2 separate regions of the Mus musculus genome follow, and region 2 is linked to region 1. A link is a contact called in ENCODE POLR2A ChIA-PET data. All regions are on one chromosome and are shown on one strand. Each heading gives the region's core, a stretch centred on a gene start or an enhancer-like site at or near the end of the contact. The rest is flanking DNA. Distances are from core to core; before and after follow the strand shown. Region 1 overlaps Aco2 (aconitase 2, mitochondrial). Region 2 holds the start of Tob2 (transducer of ERBB2, 2).

Region 1 (7,080 bases), core at 2,679-5,178:
TCGTTAGTGAGGGTGGATGCTGCTTCATGAGGTGGCCTGTTCTTAGCACCGAGAACCTGCACTGAGTTTTTCTGTGGGAACAAACAGGGATTCATCATCTCCAGGAGACTGCAAAGGGACCTGGGTCACCAGTGTCAGTTTGTCTTCCTTTCTACTGTCCTTTCTGGGGGTTCCAGGATAGCTGGTTTATGTCAGCCTGACGCAAGCTAGAGTCATCTTGGAAGAGGGAACCTCAACTAAGAAAATATTCCTGCTAGATTGGCCTGTGAACGAGCTTATGGAGCATTCTCTTGATTAGTGCTTGGTGGGAAGACCCCACTGACTGGATGGTGCCGCCCCTGGGCTGCTGGGCACCATAAGACAGCAGGATGGACAACGCAGTAAGCAGCTCTCCTCCATGACTTCTGTACCAGGGCCGCCCTGAGTTTCTGCCCTGACTCCCTCAGTGATAGACTGTTACCTGCACATAAACCCGTTCCTCCCCAAGCTGCTTTTTGGTCATGGTGTTTTAGAGTAGAAACCATTCCCAAGACAGATGAATTTACTTAATCTTGGTCACCTTTTCTGGGTTTTTTTGTTTGTTTGTTTGTTTGTTTTTTTAATGTATACAAGTACACTGTCACTCTTCAGACACACCAGAAGAGGGCATCAGATCCCATTACAGATGGTTGTGAGCCAGCATGTAGTTGCTGCGAATTGAACTCAGGTCCTCTGAAAGAGCAGCCAGTGCTCTTAACCCCTGAGCCATCTCTCCACCCCCCACCTTCTTTGTTAATGTTGTCATCCAGAGTTTTAAAATTAACTTAGTGTCCTCCAGCCTCACTATTGTTTATTCATTGCTGCATTACAGGCCTCAAAATAGAACCTCAAAATAGAAGCAACAGTCAACATTTACCTCTCCCAGTTTCTGTGGTCCAGGAATCTAGGGGTATCTTGTCCAGGTGGTTCTGGCACGGCCTCAGTTAAGTGGGTATAGTCTGGATGAGCTGAGCTCTGTAGTTCAGCAGTAGAGTGCTTGTCTTCCATGTGCGAAGTCCTCAGCACTGCAAACAGTTTTTTTCCAATGGTACCTGTGAAGCCTTGTGTAGGAGTAGATGCATTCCTTTGCCAGGTGGCTCATTTACAAGGCAGTGCTGGTACTGACAGGCGGCCACTGTTCCTTTCTGCATGGGCTTCTCCCTGAACTGCTTATATGTCTAAACAGCATGGTGATTGTCTTTTCCCAGAGCAATCCAAGGCAGAGTCAACCTGACAGAATATACCTTTGATGGCCTCCATTAAAAGGTCCACACCGTCACTCACCCCCTTACATTAGAAGTCATTGTTCCACATGGTAAAAGGGGCGGGGTCACGCAACACCTTTGGAAAGGGTGAGGTAATAATGACCAAGCATAAGACAGGCTCCTCTCATTCATTCTTCCATCTTGCAGACACGTAAGTCTGTCAGATAGCAAGGGAGCCCTTCGCCACCCTCAGGGAACTTACTGTGTGCGCATTGTGTCACGGCTGCTTGAACTTGGACATGGGTGTTTCTGAATGGGCCACAGAGCTTATTAGATCTCCGTTACAGACTCCTCTAGGACTTAGCCAATGAAGCGTTCAAACCAGGCCTGTTTTGCCTCAAAAAGGCTTGTTTAGCTGTTGAAATTGTGTGGTAGAACTTGACTTTGAGCCTGATGGCTCTGCTGGGAAGCCCTTCCATTTCCTCCTCTTGGAAATGTTTCTGTGGCTGCCAAGATACCCATCTTCAGGTAAGGGATATGAGGCTACAGTCACATAACAGCTCATGACACCTGATTTTTTTCACTACATGGACCTGTCTTTCAGATGTAGACACTTGAGAAACAAACCCGTTGATGGTGCTGTTTTCTTATGTTTTGCAGAAGGCCCTGGGTGTGCGGCAGTACCATGTGGCCTCTGTCCTGTGCCAACGGGCCAAGGTGGCCATGAGCCATTTTGAGCCCAGTGAGTACATCCGATATGACCTGCTAGAGAAGAACATTAACATTGTCCGTAAACGGTAAGGCTGTGGGGAGCCTGAGGTGACAGCTGAAAGCTGCTTCCCTTTCAGGAAACGAAGGTCCCAGCAGAGGAAAATCTTGTGTTGGAGCTTCTGTCCCTTATCCAAGGAGTAACATTAAGAAGAGAACAGGGACAGTGTCCCATGCCTGCAGTCCTAGCACTTGAGAGGTGGAGGAGGCAGGAGCACCAGGAGTGTCACAGCAGAGAACTACCTTCTAAATAAAGTTCTAAGTCTGTTGACTGGTGAAGCCTACACTTAGCCTATGCTCTCTGACTTTAGTGGCCCCAGAATTGGTTCTAATATTGCTTTTTAAATTACATTTTAGTGTGTGTGTGTGTGTATGTGTGTGTGTGTGTGTGTGCGTGTTACAGCACACATGAAGAGATTAGAGGACAACTTGGGGCAGTCATTCATTATTCTCTTGTTCTACCATGTGGGTCCCAGGGATTGAACTAAGATTGTCAGACTCCGTGGCAAGTACCTTTCCCCAATGAGCCGTCTTGACATTTGGGTTTCATGTATACCTGGCTGGCCTTGAACTCACTGTGTAGCCAAGGATATGATCTTGAATTTCTGATCCTTTTGCCTGTACCTACCAAGTGCTAGGATTATAGGCATGTGCCATCATATATGACACTGGACCTTAAATCCAGTTCTTTGTGCATAGTAGGTAAGCACTCTACCAACTGAGCCAGTCCCAAGCCAGCTTCTAGTCTTGTGGGGTTCATCCAGACTCTATGCTTAAGTCACCTGGGAGGCTCTTACATCAGCCCCTGCTCCCCACCCTCACAGTTATAACTCAGGGGAGCTTGACCTTGCTTCAAACACTGTTGGTTTTTGGCATCACATGGGAGTCTCTTCAGACCAAGACTCTGAGATTGCACTGCAGTTTAACTGATAAGAGCCCTATATTTATTTTTTGTTTGTTTTTGTTTTTTGAGACAGGGTTTCTCTGTATAGCCCTGGCTGTCCTGGAACTCACTTTGTAGACCAGGCTGGCCTCGAACTCAGAAATCTGCCTACCTCTGCCTCTCAAGTGCTGGGATTAAAGGCGTGCGCCACCACGCCCGGCTAAGAACCCTATATTTAATAGGATCCTCTGGTGCATGCCCAGCACAAGGAAGGCAGAGGCAGGCGGATCTCTGCTTTTAAAAATAGCCTCATCTATAGAGCAAGTTCCAGGACCACCTGGCTTGCTTGTCATTTAGTTTTTACTCTGAGCAATTGGCTGAAGCAACAAAACCAATATTTAGATTTTAACTTTGTCAATAAAATTACTAAAAAATTTCCATTTTTTTCCCCTGTGTTAACCAGAGAATTCTGGTAACTATCTGCATGGTTCAGGTAACTGGAAAAACTGCCCTTTCTTGTTGTCGCCATGAACCAAGCAGCTGTCCTCAGAGAGTTGGTTTTGCTCTCAGGAGATGCTCAGCAGTACGTCAAGACATTTCTTAGTTATCTTTACTAGAAACAGAGTGAGGGTTGTTACTACGTAGTGGGTAGGAACTAACAACACCACTAAACAGCCACAGGACAGCCTTATAGCAGAGTCACCTGGCCCACGTGTAGGTAGTGCCAGGGCTAAAAAACCATGACATAGAGAAAAAGTAGAGGTAAGGCTCTTCTAAGAAGTTTTTTATTCTAAAGAATGTGTTTTCTTGTTTGAGAATTTCAAACATGCATGTCATGTGTCTTGATCAAACATGAGCTTACAACGGCTGTAACTGCACCCATAAGACCTAAGGAAGATCAAGCTAGTCTAAGAGCTTTAAAGAAGGCAGAGCACGGCTAGGGGACTCTTCCTCCTCTCAGAGCCTTTGACAGTAGAGCCAGACTCCATTTCCAGGAACAGAACACCACCCAGAAGAACAGAGGGACAGATAAATATAGATAGAGATCCGAAGTCACTCTCTATCAGAAGACGTACTGGTAAGCTGCCCTAGTTTTGCTCACTGTCAGCTGTACATCATATACTGTATTAGAGTGTGTTCATCTCAGGCCACACTGAGGTCACCTATTGTGGAGGTGAGCGCCTTTACTTGCTGAGCCTTCTAAGCAGCCCAGTGTCGGGCTGGTCTTTGTTTAAAGAGCATTTCAGGCATTTCTTTCAAGGTTTTAGTGCTATTTTTCAGCTCTCTTGAGCCCAGAAAGAGAGGTTATATTCTATACAGTGAGTCACTGCCACCCACCTGCCTGGGATATGCTGCTGCAAAGGGCCAGCCTTGCTGCTTTTACTGGCTTCTCTAATGAAGCAGACCTAGAGATTCTTAGAACTACCAGTTGAGCTGAACAGCTAGGACTTTTTTTTTTTTTTTTTTTTTGGTTTTTGGTTTTTCGAGACAGGGTTTTTCTGTGTAGCCCTGGCTGTCCTGGAACTCACTTTGTAGACCAGACTGGGCTCGAACTCAGAAATCCGCCTGCCTCTGCCTCCCGAGTGCTGGGATCAAAGGTGTGTGCCACCACCGCCCGGCCATCTAGGACTTTAGAGAAGAGCTCTTAGTTCAAGGGCTTAGGAGACTGAGATTAGTAGATGGGCCCAGGCAGGCAGAGGAGAAGGAAGGGTCCACGTTTCCTGCTGAGTCATGCTGGGTCAGCAGTAGAGTCAGCATGAGAGCACAGACAGCACACCCTGTTGGATCCTTGCATCTAGTTTTGTACCTCAGCTTTGGGACCTGGGAGAACTCACTTTCCTCCCAGAGCCTCAGTTTCCTCATCTGCACTGTGAGTATAAATGAGTTCTATGCATGAAGTGCTTATGAAAGCCTAAGAGTAGGGACTGGAGAGATGACTCAGTGTTCTCTTCTAGAGAGACCCAAGTTCAATTCCTGGCACCATCCACTATGACTCTGATTCCAGGGGATCGCCAGTCCTCTGGCCTCTACAGATACCTATTTGCACATGTCCACACACACATAAACAATCCCAGGATTTAGGGCTCTAGTCACATAACACTGACCTTTGGTCACAGACTGGAGAGCATGGTAGGCTGGGAATGGGCTGGGTTATTACCAGAGGGCAGGGAAGGGCTTTGGGGTGTGGGTTTCGGGATGTTTGTGTGTGTGGTAATGAGGACCAAGTAAAGGTCCTAGCACCTCCTGCTCTGCATCTGAGCTACTTCCAGTTCCAAAACATATGCCCTGTACAGGGCTTATCAGTCTAATTATACCTCAGTAAAGCGGCCTCTCAGGATGCCTTTGCTTGTTTGAGGAGGGAAAGTCTTGCTCTGTAGCCCTGACCAGCCTTAACTGTTCGGCTCATCTTACACTGTGTCAGTCCTGTCACCTCAGCCTCCTGAATGCTGAGAGCACAGAGCTACTGTGTCCTATCTTAATAAAGCTGTTTGAAAATAAGAGAACGATGTCAAGCTGGTGGCAGGTATCTACAAATTCTAGTGTACCTGTAATTCTAACACTCATGAAGTCAAGATAGTTGGTTCTTGAGCTTGCAGCCAATCTGGGCTATAAAGTAAATTCCTAGTCCTGCCCCCCTGCCCTCTACCCCCGACCCAAAAAACAAAACAAAACAAAACAAAAAACAGGACAAAGGGTCTAGAGAGAGTTAAGTACTTACTGCTGATCTTCTAGAGATCCCAAGTTTGGTTCCCAGAACTCACATAGCAGCTCACAATCACTTGTAACTTCAGTTTAAGAAGATCCAATTTGGGTGGTGGAGCACGCCTTTAATCCCAGCACTTGGGAGGCAGAGGCAGGCAGATTTCTGAGTTCGAGGCCAGCTTGGTCCACAGAGTGAGTTCCAGGACAGACAGAGCTATACAGAGAAACCCTGTCTTGAAAATCAAAGAAGAAGGAGGAGGAGAAGGAAGAAGAAGAAGAAGAGGAAGAGGAGGAGGAGGAGGAGAAGATCCAATATCACTTCCTCTTCTGGCCTCTTTGGGTTCTACATGCACACATGATGCACACATACGCACAAAAACACACATGCCCATAAAATAAAAATAATTTTTAAATTAAACAGCAACACATTCACACACACAAATAGCCAGGTATAGTATGTAGGCATGTAATGCCAGCATTAGGAATGCTGAGGTAGAAGACTGAGGTATGAGAATCATAAGTTGGGGGCTAGCCTAAGCTATAGAGAGCATTCTCTATCTTGAAAACAAAACAAAGCGCCTGGCAACAGTAGCACATGCCTTTGCTCCCAGCACTCAGGAGCCTGAGACAGGAAGACTGTCATGAGTCTGAAGCCAAGTCTTTTTTTTTTTTTTTTTCTTTTTTTTTAAAGATTTATTTATTATTATACATAAGTACACTTTAGCTATCTTCAGACACACCAGAAGAGGGTATCAGATCTCTTTACAGGTGGTTGTGAGCCACCATGTGGTTGCTGGGATTTGAACTCAAGACCTTCAGAAGAACAGTCAGTGCTCTTACCTGCTGAGCCATCTTGCCAGCTCTCTGAGCCAAGTCTTAAAACCAAGGAAATGCTGTTAGTGTGAGCTTTTGTCTTTAGTCTGTCCTGTACTTTAAGGCAGGTAGAAGCCAGTTTGTTAATTTGGTGCCTTAGTGATAAGGTCAGATATAAACTCTGAGCTGCTGACTCTGTGTTTTAGAGTGAAAGAGCTTGGCCTTTGGCTGTAGTGAACTCTGGTGCTTCCTAGGCAGTTTCAAGTTCATCTGAAGTTTCTGGAATGGTGGGAGGAAGGGGGTGTGGCTGCTGGATTGTGTGGGTAGTCAGCAAGGTAGCTAGGATGGTAGGCAGTGAGTTGACTTTGGTCTAGTGGAGGGCATGCTGGTGAGGAGGAAGTACTTGAGGCCTGGCAAAGTTTGTGCCTGCTTGAGGGGTTGGCTTGATTCCCATATTTATCTTCATGTAGAGAGGAACCATGAACCTTCAAGGAAATCAGGATCTAGGAAAGCACCCTAAGTGTGGAGTGGAGATGGAGGCAGCAGCCACACCTCTCAGTTAGGTGCATGTGAGATCGGCTGAGAAGCCTTTCAAACAGTAGAGAAGCAGGCATCACTTGTGCCTCAGACTTCTGTGCCTAGTGCTGAAGCAAGGTAAGCGAAGGGACCCAAGCCGAGACTCAGGCTGTA
Region 2 (7,080 bases), core at 2,976-5,475, 33 kb before region 1:
AGGAGAGAAAAAGGGGCTTAGTTGACGAGAATCAGGGTCATCATCAGATACAAAACTCACAGCTGAGGACTCTGGGCATGGTGATGTGAGCCCATAAACTCATCACTTGGGGGTAGGAGCAGAAAAGCCAGTTCAAGGCCAGCTATACTAAAGAACTCCTATGTTCAAGCAACTCATGCCTTCTGCAATGATCGTTTAAGAATGAAGGTTCAGGGCCTGGAGAGATGGCTCAGCAGTTAAGACACTGGCTGCTCTTCCAGAGGTTCTGAGTTCAATTCCCAGCAGCCACATGGTGGCTCACAACCATCTGTAATGGAATCTGATGCCCTCTTCTGGCCTGCAGGCATAACACTATATACATAATAAATAAATTTAAAAAGGGGGGGGGGCTGGAGAGATGACTCAGGGGTTAAGAGCGCTGACTGCTCTTCTAGACTTCCTGAGTTCAATTCCCAGCAACCACATGGTGGCTCACAACCATCTGTAACAGGATCCGACACCCTCTTCTGGTGTGTCTGAAGACAGCTACAGTGTACTTACATATAAAGGAAAAAAAAAAAGGTTCAAGGTTCTAGAGAAATGGCCTAGTAGTTAAGACTATTCACTGCTCTACCAGAGAACCCGAGTTTGGCTGCCAGCACTCATGCCAGGCAGCTCTCAACAACCTGGAACTCTCCCTCCAGGGAATCTAATGTCTCTGGTCTCAGCCACCTGCCCTCATGTACACATACCCATATGAAGATACACAGATCTGTGCATAATTAAAAATAATAAGTTAGAAAAAAATGGAGGTTTGAAAGGACTACAGTGGTCCACTGAAGGTGTCCAACATGAGGAGAACGTTTGCATCAGGTCTCTGGAAGGGGCCTGAAGTTACGAGTGGTATTTTTAAAGGATTTTTTGAAAAGTAAAACAGATTCAGTGTCAATGTGATACTGTCTTAAACGCACTGTAGAGTCTCTTAAAACGAGCCTCTTAGTTATTCTACCCGGAAGGGCTTCTACACCTTTCTAGATGTAGAAACTTTCTCAAGTTTTGCTGTACAATTGCCTTCCAGTTACCCCTGTACCCCTGAACAGTACAGCCTCAGAAAGGGAACATTCTAAATGTAGGCCAAAGTCACTGAAAAGCTGCCTCACTCCAAACTACAATGGGATTGCTGTCATCAGCCCTGCCTAGAGAACCGGCATTCGTGGCATAAGCAACCGGGTCTGCACATCACTTATACCTCAGAGGTGTTCTGCACAGACAAGGACTCAAAGCGCCTCCTTCCCCTCTCTAACTGGAGGACATGTCAGGCCAGATGGACAGTGTGGAGCCTTACAAAAAGGCCAGGCGAGTAGAATGAGATCCCCTGCTCCATCAGCTCAGACTCTAATTTTGACTTCGAGAAGCTTACAGAGCAGAGGATTAAAGTGCTGCTACTGTCCTGTCTTCAGCTAAAGATAGGCGCAACCATTTGGCCGAGTTTGTTTTTTTAGAAAGTGATGGGCAAATTATAGTCCTTATATATAAAATATTTATGGAAGTACGTTAAGATTGGAAAGCTTAGAAATAACTACCCTTCCAAAAAAGAACAAACAGATCTGTTAAGCAGCTGCAGTGGACTCGGATCTTTTTTTTTTTTTTTTTTCAACAAAACACTAGAAAGATAACCAAAGAAAGAAAGGAAGGAAGGAAGGAAGGAAGGAAGGAAGGAAGGAAGAAAGCGAGAGAGAAGCAATGTTGTAGAAAGGGCGAGGAAAAGGAATCTATACCTCCCATATAAAAAATTCAGGTATCTCAAATTCCCAACATCCTAGAATCAATCATCTCCATGCTTCAGGTAAATGTGGGTAGGTGGGGGCATTTTAACATGGTCAAGAAGTACAGCCACAGTGGACAGCGACAGCAAGGCTCAGCTTGCTTCCCAGGGATTAGTCCTTAGCTTTTATCCTGGAGGCAGCGGCCCAGCGGGCAATATAGATTGCAGCCCTTCCAGGATATTTGCAGTGATGAGCGCATCGGGCTTACACCCCATATCACAGTCCAAGGCAGGTCCCTTCAGGGATCTCAGGGGCCCCAGGCTCGCCTCACTCAAGGCGGTACCGCTCAGCACTCTGGGAGACGTAGTCCTCTGGCCTCCTGGCGAGGCTAGAAACTCGTGACCTACTTTTCGAGCACACTACACTTCCCTGTGTACTACGCGAGGGCCCAGCCAGATAGACCGCGCATGCCCCGCTCTAGGTCCTGGCCAAGGGTCCGAAGCCCAGGAAAAGTTTCCGATGCACATGCGCACTGCAGCGAGTGGGTGCCCCCCCCCCCCCATCACCAGAGACGTTTGGCATAAATCTGCCCATAAGGCCTCTCACCGGGTATCCTTTCTCCCCACGTCCTTGTTCAGGCTAGACTCCAATAACTCCCCTTTTCTTTCATGACCTCCTAAGCTTACTGAATCAGGGCTCTGCAACTAAGGGGTTTTTCCTAGATGAACCAGGTGGGCTGGAATGGATAGAGCCACCGCTCCGGCCCCAGCCTCTGGATCTCAAAGGAGTGTCGCTGTCTGTGGTAGATGTAGGAGCAGTGTATTCAAGAAGAAACGAGCCCTTTTCACCTAATACTCAGTAGGCTCTGCTCCAGCACCTCCACAGCCAGGAAGGGAATGGCAAGCATTAGATCCGATTCTCCAGTCTTGTTGGCCAAGCCAAAGAAATTCCTAGTAGAGCTGTGAGGAGGCACCCGGTCGACAATAAAGCCCGAAGCCGGTAGTGCCCAAGCCTTACCCCACTTTTAATACAAATCTGAGAAACCAGACCCAGGTAAAGGAAATGGGGAAAGGTTCCCAGGCAGGCAAGCAAAATCCGTACATCTGAAACCCGGGCATCATCCAATATTCAGAAAGTCTGAGTCTCCTCCCCATTACAAGGCCTACCCTAGGACCAGACTTACCAGATCCTCAGCAACCCTCCCCGGCAGGGTGTTAAACCTCCCTAATCCTGCCTCCCACACCAGCTGTTTTCCCCAGTGCTTAAGTGAGGCATTGGGGGTAGGCGCTCAGGCAAGCAACAGGATTTTTATTGTTGTTAAGAAATCAAAGAGAAACCAAACCCACTCCCAGGCCAGGGTGGATAGGTTAGGGTGGATGGGGGGGGGGGGGGTAGGTTAGACACCGAACTGGCACCGGAAACCCTGTCTGCTGATCCCAAAGCCTGCTGTGTGAAGTTCTGGTTGCTCCCAGGGGAGGGGATGGCTTTTCCCTTTTCCCTCCTTAGATTTTTGGTCAAGGGCGGAGTACATCCCCCTCAGACAGAAGGGGAAGTTTAGGAATAGAAGAGATCAGACACAATTAATACACTATCCGACAGGCTCTTTGGGTACTTTTTTTTCCGCCTACACAAGTATATAAAGAGCTCAACCTGCAATGAGTTCTTGCTCGGCAACCCAAGGGCACTCTCCACTAACCGGCCCTGTCACCAAGAAGGGGATGTCCAAATTTCCCATCTCACAGGTTCCAAAGGGACAGAAACAGACTGTGTTAATAATCACCACCCCGCACACGTGAAAAGCAGCCGAAAAATAAAGATAGAATCCCCTCCCTTCCCATAATTTATTTAACTCTGGCCAGAGTTTGGTTTCTGGGGGGGGGGGGCAAGGAAAACATAACGAGTGAGGCGTGAATAAATGGGGAAGGAGGTCAAGGAGGAAACGCTCTCCGCTTAGGAGAGGGCCGCACTCGAAACTAGGTACCCCAGGATCAAAGAGAGTGATGGAGAGCGAAACAGGGGCGGATCCGGAGAGGGGCAGCAGGGGAGTGGACCAGTGTGGGCGTCCCCCGCCCGCAAGCCCGCGCACTCACTCGGGTCTCCACGAAGGGTCCGCTCTGCAGGCCGCGGGACGGAGGTCTCTCTCCCAGCTTCCCGGGCACCGCGAGGCTGAGGGCCACGGTGTCCTTTTACGTCGTTTGAGGGTAGAGAGGGACGAGGACCGAGCTCATGTGATTCTTTCCGCTGTTTTTGGAGGTCGAGCTCGGCGGCGACGGCGCGGGGATGGCGGACCCGAGGATGGCACCCGTCACGCGGTGGATGGAGGCCAGCCCTGGATGTACTCGTCTGGCAGGTCCTGTCCTTCTGGCCTCTCGGTTCCCACGACACTCAGTCTCAACGACCTGCACCTTCCCGCGCCTGGGCCCGAAGTGAGCAAAGTCAATGAAAAGTTTCACCCTCAGCAACCCTGCGCATGAATCTGCTTTCCCCACCCCTGCGTGATGCGTCCCTCCGCCCAGCCGGGGCGGGGCCGGGACTACTTTTCCTCCCTTGGCATCTTTAACCCCTCGCAGCCCAGTCGTAGGTTGGGATTCCAGGTTCTGCGGGAAGTGTAATAGCGATCTTCTCACCTTGTCTCCTCTAGACCCCTCCCTGCCACGTCCTCAGCGGGGCTGCTCACCCTCGGAATCCTTCTGAGCGCCTTAGCGCCGGATTTCTTCTCTTAAGACTCCAAAGCAGTCTGAGCTCGCCATGTACGTTTTTTTCTTTTTTTTTTAAACCGGTGTAGACCAACCCCGGGGAGGGTAGGGACAGACCTGGAACACAACAGGCCATTAGGAAGTAGCCTGGGACACAGTGGCTGTTGCTGGCATCACCGGGGCCCTGAGAACTCCAAACCCTAGCCCCAGCTCTCAAAGTTCCCTAAGACCTAGACGGCATGACTCTTCAGTTCTGACGGTCCCCGTGACTTGAACTCCCCGGTTCCGATTTGTTCATTCTGAATTTGGGGAGACAGTGGCACGATGCCACCTCCAGGAAGGTTCTGGATCTGAGTGTAGGCTAACCTGAGTTTACCAGTGTCGCCCTCCTGGTGGGGACGTGGAAGATCGAAGGGAAGGGAAGGGTGCAAGAAGATCGAGGGTTAGAAAAAAGAGCGGAGCACCGGTTAGTCATGCACTCCCAGCCCGGAAAGTTGGGTCCCAAACACCATAATAGGGCTGGCCACGCGCGACCGCCGCCCCTCTGCTGAGGTCCTCGAGCTCTCTGGAGCAGGTTACCCACGCACAGGAGAGCATGAGAGCCGCGCTCCTTCTAGCAATAGTCGCAGAAGAAGCGCCAGCCCTGGCAAGGTGAGCAGGGTGTTCATTAAGCCCGACAGCACCCGGCGGCGGCGAAGCGAGGCGCACCCGGGCCCGGATTTTGGTCACGCTTTTTCTACTCTGTGGCTTTGTGACAGTGCAGGCTCAGCGATGAGGGGGTCTAGGATCTGTGGCGGGTTGAAACCCTAGGAGAACTGGACTATCAGACTAGGCTGGAGGACCGCTGGCCTTGTGTACAGTTCCCCTAGCCCCCGCCTTAGTTCGCCTATTTTCCAATTCAACAACCCCTCCTCTTCTTCTTTTTTTTTTTTCTTGGGGGGGGGGGTTCGAGACAGGGTTTCTCTGTATAGCTCTGACTGTCGTGGAACTCACTTTGTAGACCAGGCTGGCCTCGAACTCAGAAATCAGCCTGCCTCTGTCTCCCGAGTGCTGGGATTAAAGGCGTGCACCACCACGCCTGGCCAACCCCTATTCTTTATTCACGTTCCTGAAGGTTCCGGTGCAACGGCAGTCTCCGAACCCACGTGGGGCGGTGAGATCGGAAAGTTTCCAGTTACGAACTGTGTGCGTTTTATTTTCCTTGATCACGTAGGCAAGAGCAGAGATCAACGGAGGTATAGAGATTTAAATACGCTTTCCTAGACAGGAGGAGAGAAATGCCGGGCGGGAGGGCAAACTCCGCGGTGCCAGGATGGCAGGAGGAAACCTAAGCGCGTGTGTCCCATCCCCCACAATCCGAGCTGGACAGCCCGGGGGCTTCTCCTGGGACTACTTGTGCGTCAGCAAGCGTCATACATGCCCCTCTTCACTTCACCCTTCCCTTTTAGCAGCCCTGCCCCCACCCCCCCACCCCCAGTGTTCCATCTAATGCCATGAGACCGCCCACAAGGATGAAAGCTAAAAATAAAACAGATATGTTAGCAACAGCCCTCCCATTGGCCGTCAAGCAGAGAGAGACGTCTGATTGGGTTTTAGATACAGCTTCTGGTAAGCAAACGTTTGTACCCTTTGGTATCGCAAGGGAAGCTGGTATTTGTAGTCTATCATTAGAGGCGGCCATAGAAATAGGTGGGTTTATATCCCGGTTCTGCCACCCACTGTGTGTTTTCGATTTAATGCAACAAATATTCTTACGTTGACAAACACGATTATTCATTTCTAAAAACATGGAAATCTTGTGATTAATCAATATTGTGTGTGAATCCTGCTTCAAATAGGTCAGTCTCCCTCTCTGAAAAAATACCTGAATTTGCAAAACAGTTTATATTTTTCATCATGAAAAATTAGCCAAATTGCAGCCTATAAACACTAGTTGGTGAGCATTTCCCAATGAGAAATATTCCAAGACAGAATGATGAAAAAGGTTAGGATGAGCTGGAACAAAGAGTATCTCAAGGAAATGCTTATACAGATTTTAAAAAAGAAAATGCAGATACAAGTGGAAGACCTTGAGTCTCTGTGTATTCGTGCTTTTATTTGAATCAGCCTTGGGCAGGTTTACACACAACAAAAAACCTGAAAAAAATCCTGTCTCCTTAGTAAATGGGAGTTTTGAGGAAAGGTTGAGCCTATAAATAGGAAAGGATAAAATAGAGCGAGGCGATCATCCTTAATTACTGCTGCCTCAAGTTATGTGGTAAGGAGGAATCTTCTTCTCTTCCCCAATGTGTAATTTCATCTTGCCAGGGCTTAATTGTAGACTGAATTACTACTCCAGCATTCCAGAGTCCCCTCCTATTTGAGTAAACACGTCTTGTGAAAGGTTGGCACCGGGCTTTCACCAGGCTTTCACAGAGGCCAGCCCTGGCGACTGCAGGGTGGGAACAACTTCCCCTCTCAGAGCAAAGCAAGTCCTGCCAGATATTTTGGCGCTAGGGACAAGCAGAGCTGCTCATGATTGGCTCAATTAACCTGAGGCGAGTCACAACTTCATACACACAAACTGAGGTGAAAATGTTAGATTGTTTCTTCAAAGTTACCCAATAGTATCGTGGTTGGATTCTTCCCATCTTCTGCCA

What was found. ChIA-PET counts read pairs that join two places held with the same protein, here RNA polymerase II (POLR2A).
Region 2: POLR2A ChIA-PET joins it to region 1 with 20 read pairs in embryonic stem cell. The contact joins the promoter of Tob2 here to the enhancer-like site in region 1. POLR2A ChIA-PET finds 5 or more read pairs at or near these places in 4 of 5 experiments (Patski and embryonic stem cell).

The regions. Positions count from the first base shown.
Region 1 is chr15:81,887,415-81,894,494 of GRCm38, forward strand. It overlaps Aco2 (aconitase 2, mitochondrial), which reads left to right. Exons shown (of 18, transcript NM_080633.2): 2 at 1,884-2,020. Among named protein-coding and RNA genes, the nearest start is that of Aco2, 18 kb to the left of the region's middle. Within about 2 kb of position 3,929, at least 1 of the 3 ENCODE cell types and tissues checked has a DNase peak (open chromatin) inside an H3K27ac peak, as active enhancers do.
Region 2 is chr15:81,854,101-81,861,180 of GRCm38, forward strand. It overlaps Tob2 (transducer of ERBB2, 2), which reads right to left and starts at 4,226. Exons shown (of 2, transcript NM_020507.3): 1 at 3,836-4,226.